Linked DNA regions of Homo sapiens: region 1 is linked to region 2. Evidence: read pairs that join two places in POLR2A ChIA-PET (ENCODE). Cell type or tissue: Panc1. All regions are shown on one strand. Each heading gives the region's core, and the rest is flanking DNA. Links, peaks and the distances in the headings are about the cores only.

What was found. Peaks named below come from ENCODE experiments on the same cell type or tissue, not always from the same donor. Only the 100,000 strongest peaks of a DNase experiment are listed, where the experiment ranks them.
Region 1: POLR2A ChIA-PET joins it to region 2 with 6 read pairs; 2 of 35 experiments call an interaction of 5 or more read pairs at or near these places.

The regions. Positions count from the first base shown.
Region 1 is chr18:58,143,863-58,149,250 of GRCh38, reverse strand. The region is part of intron 1 of NEDD4L (NEDD4 like E3 ubiquitin protein ligase); the gene reads right to left. Among named protein-coding and RNA genes, the nearest start is that of NEDD4L, 100 kb to the right of the region's middle. In Panc1, for the core only: no CTCF peak of the experiment used is centred there; no DNase peak of the experiment used is centred there.
Region 2 is chr18:58,284,806-58,290,193 of GRCh38, reverse strand. All of the region lies in intron 5 of NEDD4L (NEDD4 like E3 ubiquitin protein ligase), which reads right to left. Among named protein-coding and RNA genes, the nearest start is that of MIR122HG, 160 kb to the left of the region's middle. In Panc1, for the core only: no CTCF peak of the experiment used is centred there; no DNase peak of the experiment used is centred there; H3K4me3 peaks cover 241 bases; H3K27ac peaks cover 696 bases.

The DNA of each region.
Region 1 (5,388 bases), core at 289-5,288, 140 kb after region 2:
CTGCCAAGTTACCTCTTCAGGAAATGCAATGAAATCTGACCCAGATAACGCCACATAAGATAACATCAGGTGTCCAGGGCCCTCCACCTTCAGTAAATGTTCAGAAGTACACTCTGTTTTAAAGGAACCCTTGTATATTTCATGTTTTCCCCACGCAAAAGCTTCCTCTCTGCCACTTTCAGTTTACGTAATCAGACAGCTGGCTGTGAGCATCTCCAAAACCCAGGATTTGCATTGTTTCAACCAAGACAAAAATATTAGGCTCCTCATAGGTCTGGAGGCACCAGTAGTGTATCATTCAGCCAAGTGACACTGAGATTCTTACCAACTGCTTAGAGCAAATAAGGAAATCATAAAGTATCAAATATACAGATTCACTTTTCTTCTAAGAAAAGATTCTTGAACCCACCACATATTGGTCTATTCTTCCATAAAGCTTAATATGACATTGGTGTTATGGGTAGAAGTGTGTCTCCCTCCAAAACTTCCATGTTGAGGCTCTAGCCCCTGGAATGTGACTGTATTTGGAGACAGAAACTTGAAAGAGGTTATTAAGGTAAAATGAGGTCACACGGGTGGGCCCTAATCCAATATGACCGGCATCCTTCTAAGAAGAGGAAATTTGGACACACAGAGAGACACTGGGGCTTCGGATGTATGCAGGGCAAAGGCCATGTGAGGGCACAGCAAGGGGCCACCTGCAAGCCAAGAACAGAGGCCTCGGGAGAAACAATCCACTGGTCTCCTGATCTTGGCTTCTGGCCTTCAGAACTGTGCGGGATCATGGCCAGGCGAAGTGGCTCACGTCTGTAATCCCAGCACTTTGGGAGGCTGAGGCAGGCAGATAACTTGAGGTCAGGAGTTCGAGACCGGCCTGACCAACATGGTGAAACCCCATCTCTACTAAAAAATATAAAAAGTAGCCAGACACAGTGCATGTGCCTGTAGTCCCAGCTACTCGGGAGGCTGAGGCAGGAGAACTGCTCAAACCTGGGAAACAGAGGTTGCAGTGAGCCAAGATCACACCACTGCATTCCTGCCTGGGAGACAGAGCAAGACTCCATCTCAAAAAGAAAAAAAAAAAAAAGAACAGTGTGGAATCAATTTCTGTTGTTGAAGTCACCAATTGGGTATTTTGTTATGGCAGCTCTAGCAGGACTAGTAGAATTGGAAAGAAAATATTTCAGTGACCAAAAAAAAAAGGGGGGGAGAGAGGGGTGGACTCCTTGAGTCCTGTGTCCTTCCCCTGGGCACATGGCCTGACCAGCAACCCCATTCCGAGCCCAGCCCCTTCTGCATTGCATTGCAGAGCCAGAGCACAGAAACCAAGCCCTGTGGACAGAGCAGTCACTGGGGCTTTGGGGGACAGTAAGGTGCCCTGGAAGAATGGATGAGATTTGCTGGCAGAGAAGAAAAGGCATAGTAAAGAGAGGTCACAGGCATGAAAAGGGCATTCAAAGCCCCAAAAGAAAACAGAATGAGACAACTGAACAAAAGACAACAGGAATCAACCTCAAAATATAGAATCGGCAAATACACACATACGATATGAGGCCGTCTCCCTCCTCACCATATGCAAACTGAACTCGCGTGTACTTCGATGCCTCTTATATTAGCAGAGATTAAAATTTTAACATTAGCTGATGTTTATGCAAAACTGAGCACATTTAGAGCAGTGGTATTAACAGCCGTCCTGACAATGTACAGAAAGGGACAGTGAAGCTTTGGAAAGAGAACAAGTATCTTCTCCAAGCTCAGGCAGCTCTAAGCAGCAGAGGCTAGACAAAATACAGGACACTGTGTTCCAATAACATAGCTTCTCAATTCGGGGAGGGGGTGATTCTGCCCCCCAAATGTGGCAACGTGGAGAGTTTTTTTTAATATTACACCAGGGAAAGTGCCCCCCAGCATCTAGAAGGCAGAGGCCAGGGGTGCAGGGAACATCCCATGGGGCACAGGACAGCCCCCACAACAAAGAATGACCCAAGGCACATAGTTACCAGTGCCGCCTGCATTGGGAAACCCTGTTCCAGAGCCAACACCAGCTCAACCGCACTCTCACAGCCTTTCTCTAATTTTGAAATAATTTTAGTTTCAAAATAAAAATTTACCAATGCACACACAGACACACAAAGCTATGAACCACCCTGCTACATATTCTATTTGTAATCCAGAGAAATCTGCCATCATCAGGCCTCCCACCCCAGCCTGAGAACGCATCCTGGGCCCGACACCTTTACATGAGCTCTGCTCGGAGTCCTGAGGCCAGCTCATCCCACCCTTACCCACGTGTCCTTCTCGTCAGTTCTCTGCCCACCTCTGCTCTGCACATCCCCTCAGCACCAGCAACGTAATTTCCAGGCCCAGCGCAAAATGAAAACATGGATCCCTTGTTCAAAAACTATCAAGAATTTCAAGATGGCAAGAAAAGAGCATTAAATCAAACACAGGGCCCTTCTGAGTGTGGAGCAAGGGACCACACCGCAGGCTCAGGAAGCTGACCTTGAGCAGCTCTGCACCCTTCCACATCCTCACCCTGCCTGCCTCCCTAGCCACTGCACCAAGTCTTCATTCTTCTCCAAATTGCTCCCACCATTCCTTGTCACACTGAAGCTTGGCTCTGCACACAGCACAGCTTCCAGGAGGCTACAGGTTCTCCGGCACTTTTTAGGGCCAGGGCTGAACCCTACTCTGGGACTTTCCACCTCAGCCTCCATGTCATGAAGAGTCCTCCTTATTATCTATAGGCCACTTGGCTGGTCGCTGGACACCCTAGTAACCATCCCCTCTTTAAAGATGGCATGGAACCTGGGTTGCCATCTTCCTCCCCGGCCCAAATCCTGCATCATCCTGGATCACCGTGGTCCACACCCACATAGCACCCTCAATCCACAAATGACTCCCTGAGCCCCAGACACATCTGCCTATGTTGTGCTCACACCCAGAGCCATGCTGGACTGGGCCACCACGCACCACCTCATCTCTAGAAACCTCAACTCCAGAGCTCCTTTTCTGCGTCTAGGTCTCTCCCGCCCACCTTCCTGAGGATCAGCACATCAAATGGCTAATAATCTCTAGGGCTAGCTGAACATCTACCAGAACCCAGCACTGATTCAATACGTCTATGCATCCTCTCTTTAATCCTCGCAATGACTCTGTGAGATGGGCACTACTATTAATACTTTTAATCCCATTTTTCAGGGAGAAAAATGATTCTGAGGGAGACTGAGAAAATGCATCCAGGTGAACAAGCCAGTATGTGGCCCCAAGGTCTTGTTCATGAAGCAGAACTGTTTCCATATGACTGTGAAAAACATCCTCAAGCTCACTAATAAATGCCAATTTTAAAAAAATGTACATTTTTCAATCACCTGACTGACAAAGAGTAAAAAGAATAACAAGACCCAGAACTGGTGAAAATGTGAGGGACAGGTGGTCTGAGAGAAGGAGGACTGGAAATTGATGTATTTCTAGAGCACAATTAGGCAAAATATACAAAGAGCCTTAAGTAGAGGAGACTTTGCTGCAAGTAATCCACTTCTAAAAACCCACAGAAAGACTCAGACAAGCAGGCAACGATGTATTTACAGGAGTATTCATCAAAGGAGAAAAAAAAAAAACCCAATTCCTTAAACATCCATAGGTTTGATAAAATTGGCTAGAGTAGTAATTACCCTTATTATCACTATCACTGGATACTGTCAATCAGCTAGGGTAAAGTACTAATACTTTGACATTATCTCATTCAATCCTCACAATTTGGTGTATTTTACAAAAGAGGAAAACGTTGCCTACTCCAGAATCTGTTTCATTGAGAAAAATTATGTGGAGCTGTATCTATCAAGCAAGGAAGATACCCACGGTATATTATTCACAGTAAAATACAGGGTTACATTAGAGCAGAGTAGAATTTGATTCCAGATTTGATTCTTCAGACTGTCACGTAGTCTGGTTATTTACTATCTTCTTAGCTGCAAATCCACCCTTCCCTTGTCTGTCCCTTGGCACTTGGACCCCCACAAATGAAACTTCCCCGACTCCCTTTCCAGTTGGCTTCCAGCTGGGGCCTGATGAGAGGGGGCCCTGGTAGGAGAGCCTCAGGGGGAGGGGAAGCACCGTCCCAGCATCGGCAGTGGGGTCCGATGTCGTCCCACTGCAGAGGTAGTATCAGCAGTGGAGGGCATCCTCTTGGCTCCTGGGCTCAGGTCACCTGGCCCAGTGGTGGTGCCTGCTTCCTGCAGAGCTTGTCTCTGGGCTCTCTCAGGGTCGCCCCAACTTGTTCTTTCATCCTCCACACCTGTGGAGCAACTCCTCGCATGAGGTCCCTCTGTTGGGCCCTGACTGGTACCACATGCACATGTATTAATATTTACTCAGCACCCAACTGCTGAGCAGTTATGCTGTACCAGGGACTCTGCCAGGTGCTGTGGACATAGCAGTAGCAAGGCACACCTGCCCCTGAGTCTGTCCACCTGCATTAAATGGTGTGTAGACACACTAAAACATGAACTGTGCGGTACACGCGAGGGAGACTGTGGGTAATTTTTATTTTGTTCCTTATCTTCATCTATGGTTTCAGGTTTGTTTGTTTTTTTTTTCCAGGACTGACTTTCATAATCAGAACATTTAGTATTTTAAAATACAGTAGACAAAATGTCCTACTCTCTGAACTCTACAATGCTTCAAAGAGGTAAGATCCCCTTAAGGCTACGACATAGTGTGGATGTTTGTCCCCGAAATCTCATGTTGACAATAATCCCCGGTGTTGGAGGTGGGGCTTGGTGGGAAGTGTTTGGGTCATGGGGGTGGATCCCTCATGGCTTGGTGCTGTTCTGGCAATGGTGAGTTCTCATGAGATCTGGTTGTTTAAAAGTGTGTGACCCAACCCCTTGCTCCTGCTCTGGCCACGTGAGATGCCTGCTCCCCCTTCATCTTCCACCATGATTAGAAGCTTCCTGAGGCCTCCCCAGTAGCCGAGCAGATGTCAGCATCATGCATCCTGTATCATCCAGTACAGCGTGCAGAGCCAAGAACCAATTAAACTTCTTTTCTTTATAAATTACCTAGTCTCAGGTGTTTCTTTATACCAATGCAAGAATGGCCTAATGGACTAAATTGGACTTTTTTTTTTTTTTAATGCTGCTCTCAATATATAACCAGAGTCATGAAGTAATGTGTGTGGCAGAATGTTTTCTGTCTTGGCCAAAGAAAACAAAAACAAGAGATCTAAGCTACTATTACAACAACAAAAATACTAACTGAACCACCTGCTGTTTCTATCAAAACAGAAACCTATGACTTAATAATACCTAAAGGAATATTCTGGATACCTCATATCAGGCCACAGGGAAAATGCCCATTTCTATATAATATGAACATTCTCTTTCC
Region 2 (5,388 bases), core at 242-5,241:
TTCATTCATTCTATAAATATGTATTTGGTGCCTGCTTTGTGCCAAGCATCGAGTGGGCTCTGAATGTCTGAAGTCTAATGTCTAGGAGTTTATGATGATATTAATTTACAGTAAAATATCTGATCATTGAATCGTCAGTAGTTGCGGATATTTTGTTTTAATCATACAAATAGATGAATATTAAACATATCATTTTTTCATGGCTACATGGGGACATGATGAATATGAAATAAAGTCTCTGAAAGTCAATTTACTTAATTTCACTAAGGAAATCATGACTATCAATGGTATACAATGCTGGGGTGAGACCCTGATCCTTGAGCACAATTAAGGCAGAATTTGAACACTTATAAAAAGCTGCATACGTATTTACAATTTGTGCATATAGATTTCAAGGGATTTTATAACTCTGGTAACCCTGAAATATGTAGAATCCATAGAAGATATTCTCCTGCCTTGCACACCAAAGACACTCAATAAATACTTGGTGGTGATGCGGTGTCAAGTGGAGGCTTCCTTCCCCTAATTACTAAGAGCTTCTCTTGCTTCAGTTGCTCTCACCCTCTGCAGCTACTGTGGCTGGTGGAACGGGCCCCTGAGCATGTGTAGCTGACTCATCTTACACCTCGAGAGGCATGCTTGCTGCAGGCTGTGTCCAAAACACACTTATGTTTATAACCTTATTTAAAAGTACTTTAAAAGGCAGATTCTTGTAGTAAACGTATTAAAAAGTCAATACACGGAATAGCTTGGTTCACTGGTTCTCCGCTGCTTTTTCCATCAAATCAGACATGCCATGTCTCATAGGCCATATACTCCAAGGCTGCAACCCAGCAGCATGCAGGGGTATCAGCAATCCTGAGACAGAAACCTCCCACCTGCAGGCTGACTTCCTCCCACCTGCCCCTCAGCCCCTCTCACGCAACAAAAAGTTTAAAGATGCAACTGAGCGTTCAGTTGTTAGAGCAAAAATCTTGAATCTGAGCTAATTTGTACACAGCGTATACAGTAAACTTAGCAGTTTACTATCAAATTTACTTGTGAAAACATTCATGACTCATCTGGCACTCTTGTCACTGAACCATCACTGGTCATTTATTCATTTATTTTTACAAGTGATCTAGTTAAAGTAATATGCAGATTGACTTTGTGGTACTGCAGTAGAAACACTTAAATTCTCAGAATAAAATGTCGAACACTGAACATGATAACTACATTTAAACTCAGGCCTTTCCTTTTGTCTGTGTACTTCCATTTATGCCTCTGGGTGTGTGGTGTAAGAAATGAAGCTGAATCTATACTGAGAACATGGGATGACGATGATACCTTGTCGTGATATTTACTAACTGGAACAAATATGAACCATTAGTTATTTGAACTTTTTAGTTTTTTTGAAGCAAGTTTGCAGTATCTACCTGTAATGCAAAGAACGTCGCATAGTGAACATTCAAGGTTCAAAACACATTTCACTTAGCACCTCAAAGAAAAAAAAAGGCAACAGACCTCAATGGCACTATTGAGACACATTTGGTCAGCATCCATCACATGGTTTTGGAAATAAAGTTAACATTAACCAAAATTTCCTTTCTCTTTCATTTTGCAATAGCAAACCAAAGATTTTAGTTAAAACAACAACAATATTAAACTATAAAATTCAGTTAAATCACTCACTGTTCTTTTTCGCTATACAAAACAAAATTCCCCCATAAAACAATTACCAAATCATATTACAGCCTACCTTGCATCCTATGTAAAGTCTTACATAAACTGTCTGATACTTATATGTCCACAACTTATTCCTTTTAGAATTTTATTTTACAACAAGAAATTTTATAGTAGGTTTTCTTAAACTAAGAGACTACTCAGGGTTACTTATGCATGTTTCTAGGGCATGCATAAACAAAGACAGATTACATTTAAAAAGCAGGAAAAAAACAGAGAATCCGGCTTTCAGCAGATGTTTTCTCTCTCTTCACTTCATGTGGTCTGATGGATGTATTTTGTGCTCTCTTTTTTGTTTACACCTTGACATAAGAAGTAACATGAGCCTTCTCCACAGCCTGCTATCAAATTTTTCTGAAAGTTGGTAGAGGAATGGCAAGATTTCAGTAGGAACTACTGGGTGGGCAAATTAGTCAGGCATGAATTAGCAAAGTTCTACTGTAACTTGACTTTCAAGCTTGCTTCCTGTAACATTCAAGATCATGCTCAGCTGTATATGAATCTGAAGTATGAACTACACACGATTACATATGCATGACTGATTATCATTATTGCTGGTATCTTATTTTTTTCTTTAATGGTTGTGAGAGAATCTGCCCCACCCTCTGTTAGAAAAAGCAAATGGACTCTGCTCCTTGCTTATTCACTATTCCTCCAAGCAAAACACACAGGCTCGCGCACACGTGCAACTCACAAAAGGACAATGACCTGAATTAAAGCCACAACACAATGATTCCATTGTCTCTAAAGTTGAATGTCTTCTTCTTGAAAAAATACGATACATAAGGAAGCAAAGGGAAATATGCGTGATAAGACCTCTGTAAGACCGCATATTGCAGGAATATTTACACAGAAAAGGTTTTCAGATGGCCCAAGAACACAAAAGCAGTATGAACAAAAGTTTAGATTCTGTTCTATGAAGTCAGAACTTAACTACTTTAATTTGTCTAATTCCACGTTGCCCAGAGCTGTGGTGCCGAGGTGAACTCATGATCCTGAGGGAGGCTGGTCTCTAAGGCACCCATCATAATTCTACTCTGTGATCTCCATGGGCAGGGAGCCTATACTAGAAGACAAACGGTATGCTCCCTCTATCTTTCTTCTTGTGGATGTATCTTACATATACTTTTTAAACTACAATTATTGAACAACATGCTGTCCTCTATTCGTCTGTAAAGCAAGTATGCAGTTGTCTGACTTATTTGGCAGTAGGTAAACAGAAATGAATGAGCCTGGAATTTCGTGCTGGGTTGAGAGCTGCCTTTTTGATCATATGGACCTTTTAGCTCCTTAGCAGGATAAAGTTCAATGAGGACAAAGTTAAAGTTGAACAATGTCAAATTCTAACAGCCCAGAAAAAAACAAAAAAAAAAAAAAGAAAAAGAAGTGCTTTAAAACAGCTCTCCTAGTTTCTCAAGTATTATCAGCACTCTAAGCACACTAAATTCCTTTTGTATAAATGTTACCCTGCAGTTGTTCATTCTGGGCAAATAAAAAGTTATATAATTATGGTCAAAGAACAGTCAAATGTCCCCATATATCCTTGGCCTTCTGGGAAAATCTCTACTGGCAACCATAGATGACTCTCAAATCATGAAAATTTCCAAATGCAGTTTATGCACATAAGGAGCGCCTCCCGGGTCAGGATAATGTCATCTTCATCACTGTGGTCCCAACATCTAGCATAGCACTTACTGGTGTTTAATATTCAATTAAATTCAATTATCCACACCAACCTATCTCAATTAGCACTACTGTGTGCTATGGATCAGCTACCAGTTTGACATTTCAAGCTGCTGGGATTATCATGAACATGATGAAGCCCTCAGTCAGCTGAGACAGACTTACTCTTACACATTCTGAAACAGTTTTTTTACTGGTAAGGGCCATTTTATCAACATGATAAAGAGTGCAGACTAGATAAGTATAATATAATTTATTGTCTTCACAGGATGCCTTCATATTGAACACACCCATTAATACAGACGCTTATGACTAAATTAAATGCAGGGGAGCTACCAAAATTGAAAAGAACATGGCAGTTTCAATAAAGTATTTTAAAAACACTTTATATAAGACTCATCCTTCAGAATAGGACAACAAATTTTTTCCAATGTCCAGTTAGCATCTTAAATTGGCACCTTTATTGATACAATGATGACCTCACTGAAACCTTGAGGACTGGGGTGGCATCTACTTATATTCTATAGAACATAGTACTGCACTTCTACAGGCAAATATTCAAACATCAAATGTTTGCAGTGCTCATTCGACGTTTACATTAACACAAATAATTCATAGTTGGCTATGTTCAGGTTTTAATAAATGACATTTATATTCTTTACCACCCTAGACTTAAATATACCCATGGTGAGTGTCTGTCTATAAACACTGACACTGGGTAAGAACGTGCATCTACTTGCAAAATGCTCTAATATTCTGAAATGCATCTAAATAAGAACTTAAGGTATGACAATTGTGTATAGCTACTTAGAAAAGAGGTTAAATTCTTTTCATAGGTGAGCAAACTGTACCTTAGAACATAATGTTCTATTCATTGCGTAAGCAAGATAACAGCTTGCTGAACATGTTGTTTAAATAAGATTTGTAGGGTAAAGAGTTGAAGAATGAGGAAAACAACTGGCTATAAAGTTCATCTAATATTTACTTTAATTTCAATATTCTGCTTCCATAAAATAGGTTGATCAAAAGCATTTGAATGTTAGAAAGAGCCAGCTTTCAAAAAAGAACAGGTTTCAATAAAACCGCCTTTGCAAAAATTATACAGTGAGCTGATCTAACCCAGCCTCCTCTTGCTTTTAGGTTTCAAGCTGCCTTGATTATTCCTGGGCTTAGGCTGGGCTAGCTTTGGTGAATATTTAGTTTATAGTTTAAACGATAATAAGCCTAACCTGAAACTCAACCACCTTTGTATAGCTAATGAAAGGGCATCAGGCTAGGGGTAGGAGAGGAATCTGAATTCTGTATGGTAGCACATGCCTGTAATCCAAGCTACTGGGGAGGCTAAGGCAGGAAAATTGCTTGAACCTGGGAGGTGGAGGTTGCAGTGAGCCGAGATCACACCACTGCACTCCAGCCTGGGTGACAGAGCAAGACCCTATCTCAAACACACACACACACACACCCACACACACATCATCTCATTGTGGAGTTAGCTTCTTGGAGACTTTTAGAATGGGTCCTTTTATAGGGGCCATAAACCACATGACCACTCACTAGTCCTTAGGCTTCCAGCACCAGATGTGGGTTCTGCGCACACACACAATCAGGGCTTTACAAGCAGTAGCAGGGGAAGTACTTCATTTGGGAAAAAAAGCATGTAACTTGGCAACTATTTAGCACCTCTTCTTCTCTGGCAGTGATCAGTTAGGAAATCCTTTGCTGGAAGCATCTACTCAGAATTTTAAAAATCATGCAGTTCTTGCTGCTGAAATTTATGAGCACGTAGATGAGAGAGAGTATGTATCATGGATGAGGACGGGGAGAGCAGGAGCAGGAGTGCCCCATGAGAGCCACAAACAGGAAAGTTACAGGAGCTGGCCCATGTGCACCACTGCCTTGTCCCAACCACACAGCAGTCCCAGCCACACGCTTTCCACATAGCCCTGTGGGGTTAATGACATCACTCCTGATAGTGCCCACGGC